Linked DNA regions of Homo sapiens: region 2 is linked to region 1. Evidence: chromatin contacts called from ENCODE Hi-C data. All regions are on one chromosome and are shown on one strand. Each heading gives the region's core, a stretch centred on a gene start or an enhancer-like site at or near the end of the contact. The rest is flanking DNA. Distances are from core to core; before and after follow the strand shown.

Region 1 (4,334 bases), core at 1,063-3,562:
GTCCCTTTGTCTGATTGTTCTCTTGTGATTAGATTTGAGTTCACCATGCTTAGCAAGAAAACTACATGTGATGACCTTCTCCAAGAGTCACACAGCAGATGACATCAGTTGGTTTCATCACTGGGACTGATGTTTGAACACAACATCAATAAGACTCTCTCTAGATTTGTCTACTCTATATACTCTGCGTACCAGGAGACTGAGGCCATGGGGGCTGCCTCAGATTTTCCATTAGAGGATCAGATCAGTGGATTGAGTATATTATGTTTCTTGTATTTTCTCTTAGAAAAAGAAGAAATCTAATTATGTTTTATCGATGTCTAAATATATTTGACCTAATGTTTTCTCATGTGACCATCACAACAGTCCTGCAAATCATAATCATTATCCCATCTCTGATGAGAAAACTGAGAAACAAAAGGCCAAGTGAAATCTCAAGTTCACAGAGTAATGGCAGATCTCGGCCTTGAACCCCTCTCTTCTTACTCTCAATGCACTGTCCTTTCCTGTGTGTGTGTCAGCTGCACTCTCCTGGGTATTATAGAGCAAACACATACTGAAGATTTCCTGTGCAGTTCATCACCACTAGAGGGAGGGAGAGGATCTCCAAAGTTAACATGTCTCCATTCATTTGGGCTAGAAATTACTTGACAAGTCAAACTATTAATGTAAGGTAATTACATACACAGGAATAAATAAAGAAAAAAATTGTGTCCTAATTGGTGTCCCCTGCTTTTTTTTTTTTTTTTTTTTTTTTTTTTTTTGCTGCTAATGGCTTAAAATTGATTGCATATGCATTAACTACAGACGTAATAGAGGATGATTAAGGACAAGTATGAATACCAAAAACTACATAATGAATGTCTGACTCATATTTTATTTACAGTGAGGTTTCAGGCAGGAACATGAAGTTGGCTGTTCTTTTACAATGTATGTTATCTACCTGAGGCATAAAGCATGTGGTACATGAACATACAGAGCAGATGTTAATTATTACTATTTTTCATGACTCTATCTCTTTCTTTTTACAAAAGAGATCAAAAGTCATTATGGCACGTGAATTTGGCTTTTATTACCCTGTATTGTTTTAAAATGAAAGGCCTTAACGTAGGTTTCTGCACATCACGTCTCTACCTACTACAAATAAGACACCATTGTTTAATTCATCCCTTAAAAGCTCATTCGTATGGACAAAAATGGGCAAAGCTAATCTCTATATATTTCAACTGATTATGTGTTACAAAAATAAACCCTAACTAGAGATAAAACTGGCAGCTTACATTTTCAACAACTTATTTTTCTTGATTACAATTTAAAAAATCATTTAGTGAGAAAAAAAAGGAAGAAAGAAACACAGTATTGTAATGTCAACCCTATGAAAACAAATATCCAGAATGTTCTGGGAAGAGCTCAGTTTGTTCTATAATTTGAAAACCACTGGGAACTGCTAAAGTGAATAACAAAAAAATCAAAATTTTATTAATATTTAAAATGCTGAAATGGAGAAAATTCAAAGTAGCATTCAGTTCAGTAGTAGAAAATGTGTAATTGTGTTAGACTTTAAAAAGAGAAAAATAACAATTTTTATTTCCGTTCTGTCCAGCAGTCAGATGATGTGCAAAGGGCAAGAAGGTTAAATAAATAGATACGATCATTCCAAAGACTCAAGTTGTTTGAAAGCAGTGTGAGCACACCTCCTCCAAGGAGAGTCGGGTTGTTATGAAGTACACCCAGGTTGCAGCGATTCACCTTACATGAGGGGAAGATGAAGAGCTCTTCAAATGAAGAAATGTGCTTTGCACATTCTGGCCCACTAAAACACTTTCTGCTCCAAACAGAAGTGGTATTTGCAGGCCCTACTTTGGAAGGTTTTATAGATAGGTCATGATTACTTCCTCTGACCAAATCCATTTTGTACAATCTTGCTATGGTTCTGTATCCTTGGCCTTCACAGTTGGTGTACATAGATGCCAAGGAATAAAAAGGATAACAGCCATCTGGTTCTCATCTCAACCAAAGAGGCAGGTTTAACTAGAGGAAATGGGTGCATGCTCGTGTGTCAAGTTATTTTTATTAGACCTGAAAGCAGAACCCTGGAATGTTGTACGGGGAGAGGTCATGCAATCTTTCCTTTGGAGACCTTTAAAACCACAGTAAATTTCCATATTGGTGAGATGATAGTAGTGTGGTTCTGCCTAAGAGAAAGGAAAGGATTACTAAATGAGTCTTTAGGCCATTTCAATGTAATTCTGCAGGAAATTCTAAAAAAGACCCTTACAAATTAATGGTCTTGGTTATGATTTTTATAGCCTTATGTCACCACAAAGGGGTGCTATTGCATTAGTTTATGTCCTTCCTGGGAAAACGTCTTCAGTATTTTCCAAAAAAAAAAAAAAAAAAAAAAAAAATTCCTACATAGGCTTTCAGCAATCATTTTGGCAGCATCAAGCAGTAATTCATTGTTTATCATGTGTTTTGGAATGACAGGGATCTGTATTAAAATCAATATTGCTAAGATTTCTTTGGATTGTTTACAGGCATACCTTGGAGGTATCATGGGTTCAATTCCAGACCATGGCAATATAGTGAATATTGCAATAAAGCAAGTCTCAATAATTTTTTGGTTTTCCAGTACATAGAAAAATTATTTTTACATTATAATCCAGTCTATTAAGTGTAAACATTGTGTCTAAACAATGTACATACCTTAATTAAAAAAATACTTCATTGCTAAAAATGCTAACGATCATCTGAGCCTGCATCAAGTCCTATGTTTTTGCCAGTAGAAGGTCTTTCCTCAGTGTTGATGGCTGCTGACTGATCAGGGTAGTGGTTGCTGAAGGTTGGGGTGGCTGTGGCAATTTCTTAAAATAGGACAACAGCAAAGTTTGCCACATCAATTTAACTCTTCCTTTTACAAAAGATTCCTCTGTAGAATGCAATGCTGTTTTTTTTTCTTTTTCCCTCCTTTACCTATGCCAAACCATATGATGCTGTTTGAGAACATTTTCCCCACAGTAGAATTAAAGTCATTTCTCTCAAACCCTGACACTGCTTTATCAACTAAGCTTATGTGATATTCTAAATCCTTTCTTGTCATTTCCACAATGTTCATAGCACCTTTACCAGGGGTGCATTTCATCTCAAGAAACCACTTTCTTTGTTCATCCCTAAAGAGCAACTCATCATGTGTTCAAGTTTTATCATGAGATTGCTGCAATTCAGTTACTTCTTCAAGCTCCCTTTCTAATTCTAGTTTTCTTGTTATAATTTCCACTTTACCACATCTGCAGTCCACTGAGGCCTTCAGTGCCTCAAAGTCATCCAAAAGGTTGAGATCAACTTCTTCCAAATTCCTGTTCATGTTGATATTTCAAACTCTTCCCATGAATGACAAGTGTTCTTAATGATATCTAGAGTGGTGAATCCTTTCCAGAAGTTTTTAAGTTACTTTTTTTTACCAAATTTATCAAATGAATCACTATCTGTGGCAGCTATAGCCTTATGAAATAGATTTCTTAAATAATAAGATTTCAAAGTCAAAATTACTCCTTGATTCATGGATTTAGAATGAATGTTATCTTAGCAGGCATAAAAACATTAATCTCCTTGTACATCTCCATGAGAGCTATTGAGTGACCAGGTGCATTGTCAATGAACAGTAATATTTTGAAAGGAATTCTTTTTTTTTCTGTGCAGTAGGTCTCAACATGGGCTTTAAATATTTAATAAATAATGCTGTAAACAGATGTACTGGCATCCACACTTTTTTTTTTCATTTCTAGAGCACAGGCAGAGTAGGTTTAGCATAATTCTTGAGGGCCTTAATATTTTGAAATAGTAAATGAGCATTGGCTTCAACTTAAAGTCACTGGCTGCATTAACTCCTAACAAGAGAGTCAACGTGTCCTTTGAAACCAGGTATTGACTTCTCTCTAGCTAGGAAAGCTCTAGATGGCATCTTCTTCCAACAGAAGGCTGTTTCTTCTACATCAAAAGTCTTTTTAGTATAGCCACCTTCATCAGTTATTTTAGCTAGATGTTCTGGATAACTTACTGCTTCACCTTACACTTTTATGTTATGAAAATGGCTACTTTCTTTAAACCTAATCAACCAATTTCTGCTGGCTGCAAACTTTTCTTCCATAGGTCAGTCACCTACTTCAGCCTTCGTATAACTGAAGAGCTAAAGCATTGCTCTGAATTAATTTTTGGCTTAAGAGAATGTGTGGCTGGTTTAATCTTCTACCCACACCACTAAAACTTTCTCCATATCAGCAAGAAGGCTGTTTCACTTTTTAATCATTCAAATATTAAGTGCAGTAACACTTGTA
Region 2 (4,334 bases), core at 1,324-3,823, 360 kb after region 1:
CACATTCCAAGTTAAAAGATAAACAACAGGCTAAGAGAAACATTTACACTAAGCAAAAGAAACAAAGGTGTTCATTATAGGTAAAGAATTTCTTAGAATCATGAAGAAAAAGAAAGATCCAAAGAAAAAATGGGGCAAATACGTAAACAGGCAACTCAGAACAAACAAACAAACAACACAAATGTCCAGTGTAGGTAAGACTTGTTCAACCTCAGTAGTAATTTAAAAAGGCAAGTGAGAAAACAAGTTTTTTTTTTTTTACAAAATATTGACAAAACATTTTTTAATTGATAACAAATAGTGATTGAGAGACTGTGCAAAACAATAGTCTAGTCACAGACAACTTGGTGGAATATAAATCGTTTTTGCTCTTTGTGAGAGAACTTTGGTAGTATCCATAAATTTAAAATGCATATATCCTTTCACTTATGGATTTCAGTACAATCTAGCCTATAAAATTACTAGCATGTATGGTCAAAGATGTATACCTAAGAATGTCAGTTTCAGTATTATTTATAATAACAAAAAGCTGGAAATACCCTCATTATGTATCAATAATGTAATAATAAATCCTGAAACGTTATGCACCCGTCAAAAATGAGATAGATTTATAGGTCTTGATTTTTTAAAAAAGATCTCTTTGGTGTAGTAAGTGAACAAAATCACTTCACAGAATAAAACATATAGTATGAGTGAATTTGTAGGTTTCTAAAATTTATATGATTGCATATATACATCTATGCATATAAAAATATTTACAAGGGCTGGATGGATTTTATAAGGGTTGGATGAATACTATTGTGGGGAAGTATGAATTTACTTCTGGGGAAGGGAATCATTTGGGAAAGTGGGACTTCATAAAAGATTTTCATTGTTTAATGTGTATAGCCCTACATTATGTAAATATTCTACGATAAAAATATTTTCTTATATAATTGGAAAAATAAACAATAGATATTAAAAAACCTCCCTAATATTGGAGAAAACAGTAAAGTTAAAGACTTCTTAAGGGAAAAACAAAGCACACCTGTTCTAACTGTAAGAAAAGCTTCTGAACTTCCTGGCTATGCCTATCTTTGACAAAATGCTAGTGCTGTGTTAAAAGAATACATTAAAATTTAACACTTTATGATTAAATGTAAGATTTAGGGTGTGGAGATTTCAAACTGTGAATTTGCGTAAAATTTAGTTTGCTTGTTGCTGCTGTTTTTTTTTTCTTGTAAAGCTGTAGCTGATAAAAAGTCTTGTGAGAGAGAGAGGAGAGAGTAACTGATGCTTAGACAAAATAAAGTCATTATCATATGACAAGGTCTTTCTCATTCCATTCAGGCCCCTTAATAACTTTATTGCATCTCTAGGTATAAAGATCATATCTCACAAGGGAAGAAACTGCATTATATATGCTGGGCAGCTGCCTACCTACCATTCTCATGCATTTGTTGCGAGAGCAACATCTGTGTTCTTTCTACATGTAGAGGGCTCCGCTGCCATCCTTCCCAAAACTTCTGGAGGTCACCGTTTTTACAACAGGATATCTCTCGCACCAGTGACCTGCATTTTAACACTTTGCCCTGTTATCTATAGAAAGAGAGGTTCTTTCCAAATCCCAGGAGTGCGTTAAACGTTATTTCTGAGGTAAATCAGACTCACACAAAGTTAGCGTTCCCCAAAGGGGGGGGGGGGGTGGTGCCTCAGTATAAAAATGTCCCCCAGTGGATAATTCATCATGTGATATTTCAAGCACTGAGAAAGCAGAAGTAACAACATTTGGAAAGAAAGGGTGGAATTTCCTTCCTTTACATGTGTGAGGAGCGCGCGCCTGTGTGTGGGGGGTGGGGTGGGGGGCTATGGGAAGGAGTGGATCTTGTAGTGGACAGCATTCTTTGAATATAAATATACATGTAAACATATAAATATATAAATATATATGCGCGCATTTTTCTCCTGCATAAAGGAGTCAGGCCGATCTCTTTCTATTTGATCTTAATCCCTCTCCCCCGCCAGCGTGGCCCAGGAGCACCCCTCTCTTTCTAATAAACGGCTGGCAGAGCAAGCCGTTCACGCAGTCCCCTTTGATCACCTTGGAGCTGTCAGCCCTTGCTGCTGTTTTCCTCCCAGCTCTTGTTCCTGCCTAAAAGTGGAAGTAATACCCACTGAAAGAAATACCCCAGGTGTCCTGCAAAGCATTAATCTATTTCTTCTTTTTCTTCTTTTTTCCTGAGGCCCACCCTCCCAGCTTGAACAAATCCCCCTCTTCCTCCCTCCTCCCCTCTCTGCAGAATCCCAGTTCCTTTTGAGACACCCTCCACTGTGCTGGCGTGACCCCCTGGGCCCTCGCTGTCTGAGAAGCTACCACCCGGCCAGACAGGGGAGGCTCCGCCCTGCCCCTGCACCCGCCGCCCTCTCCCCGGCCGCACGGGAGCCCGGATCCCGCAGGCATCTGTGTTCGCAGGTTCTGCCGTTTGCTTTCGGGAAGGCGAGCATTGTTTTCCTCTGGATGCAAGCTTTTGCTGACCCACACCCCCCTTCCCCAATGCCTCCGCTTCCCTTCCCCCTTCGGGGACTTGGGATTGCCCTGCAGACTCCCTGGACTTGAGCGTTTTGGTCTCTGGCTGCAGTGTTTGTGAGAGAGGCTGCGGATGCGACCCAGCTCCGGCTCAGCTGCGCGCGTTTGCAAATGCGGCTGCGTCCAGACAGGGCATGGAACACATTTCCAAGCTCACGTCCCCGTTTCTTGTTTACAGCTGAGATTATAAGCAATCTATGTGCCCTCTTATCATCGTGTCAGGCAATGATATATAGTTTGTAAATATTATTTAAAGGAAATGATTTGCAAAGGCAAACAATTTTAAGCAAAGTATATGGACCATGAGGTTTGTCTTTAATGTACTTACCAGAAGGACAGAGAAGGGGGCTGGGAGACCGGAAAATTATGGGGTGAGGTGTGTGGGTGGGGGAAAAGGTGGCGGGGATGACTCAAAGGATTCTGGTGATTCGATGACAGTGACATAACTAATTAAATGTAATGTTGCTTAAAAGCCTTTGCTCTCTTTCTGAAATTGCTCGAAAGTATGCATTATTAAAGAAAAAAAGATAATGTAGAAGGAGGGGGACTTAGAATGACTGAATACAACTCATTGTGCTGGCTCAAAAATGTCAAACTGCAGTGGAAAGAAATACAGCATTACAGGCTGGTGCGCTGAGGCCCCAGCTAGGGAAGGGGGAACTGTTAAGTGGAAAATTCCTGCAGAGGACTCGTTTCCATTTCCAATGGGAAGAAAGAGAGTGTTGTTGGAAGCTGGCAGATCTTTGGAAAATACAGGGGAGCACAGGGAAAATGACAAAAATGATCTCATTGAACTCTGAGAAATCTAGCAAACAAATAGCTTTAGCCAACCTACCACATTCTTATAGTGCCTGTGCCTGCATACCAAGACTGAGAAAGGATGAAATCTCAGCTCTCCCTCTCTCTGGTCCCCCTTGTCTCCTGAGAGGAAAGGAATGATGCTTGAGACACTGGCAGCAGCAGAGGATCATGACTGTAGAAATGTGTCTATGAGTACATGTGTGCTCCTCAAATAGACTTGTGTGCTTAGGGAGATACTTACTTTGCATCCTGAATACTAAAATGATGGTGCAGCTGTATTTGTTGAACACTAGAGGATTTCAGTTTAAGGAGCATTTTTCTGTCCGAAAGAACCACAAATCCTAACAGGAGTCACCAGGTTTTGCCACCCAGGGGTGGTCTCTGTTAGTGGGTTTTCTTCTAAGGATAGCCTGAATTGCATCACGAGCAGCTAGGTGATGGAGCAGGGCGAGAGCAAGCACATCTCAGAAGCTGTGTGCAGGTGTATTCGTATAACCGCGACCAGGAATTTTAGAATTATCATTACATGTTCCAGTGGAGAAAAACAGAGACTAATAAGAAGCCACGTTTTTTCTTATTCTGTAAAGCTTCTGTCAAGAAGAAAGAAAAATGCCAGGCAGTGAATGCACTGCATGTACACAAATGAAGTTCAAACGATCTTCATTTGCTATGCTGATTTTTTCTCTATCAGATCCACAGCACACTGACAAGCTAAAGAAAACTTGTTTTACATTTATGGCTAGGATATGTGTGTATGTGTGTTGAGTAACACTTTTAAATATATTCCTTTCCATAGTAGTCTGATAATTTAATAACTGGTGAATTATATTGAAAACACTTTATTAAAACTATTTGACATTTCAAGTAAACTTTATTAAAAACTACAGATGACTGAATTTACGTGGTCAATATTCTACCTACTGACAAATCCAAAGCATAGATCAGCATATCTTGTATCAGTCCAATG

The links. Hi-C counts contacts between places; a loop is a spot of excess contacts on that map. Pooled maps may share reads with other maps.
Region 2: a loop to region 1 is called in a map of HCT116, with 3 times the contacts of the local background. The contact joins two enhancer-like sites. A Hi-C loop is called at or near these places in 5 of 168 maps with a recorded cell type or tissue (HCT116, IMR-90, PC-3 and 2 more) and 6 of 50 pooled maps.

Annotation. Positions count from the first base shown.
Region 1 is chr2:225,668,224-225,672,557 of GRCh38, forward strand. All of the region lies in intron 7 of NYAP2 (neuronal tyrosine-phosphorylated phosphoinositide-3-kinase adaptor 2), which reads left to right. Among named protein-coding and RNA genes, the nearest start is that of NYAP2, 270 kb to the left of the region's middle. RefSeq lists a silencer at 480-529. Within about 2 kb of position 2,313, at least 2 of the 41 ENCODE cell types and tissues checked have a DNase peak (open chromatin) inside an H3K27ac peak, as active enhancers do; they include HCT116, where a contact is called at or near this core.
Region 2 is chr2:226,028,823-226,033,156 of GRCh38, forward strand. No RefSeq gene overlaps it. Among named protein-coding and RNA genes, the nearest start is that of MIR5702, 630 kb to the right of the region's middle. Within about 2 kb of position 2,574, at least 27 of the 41 ENCODE cell types and tissues checked have a DNase peak (open chromatin) inside an H3K27ac peak, as active enhancers do; they include HCT116, where a contact is called at or near this core.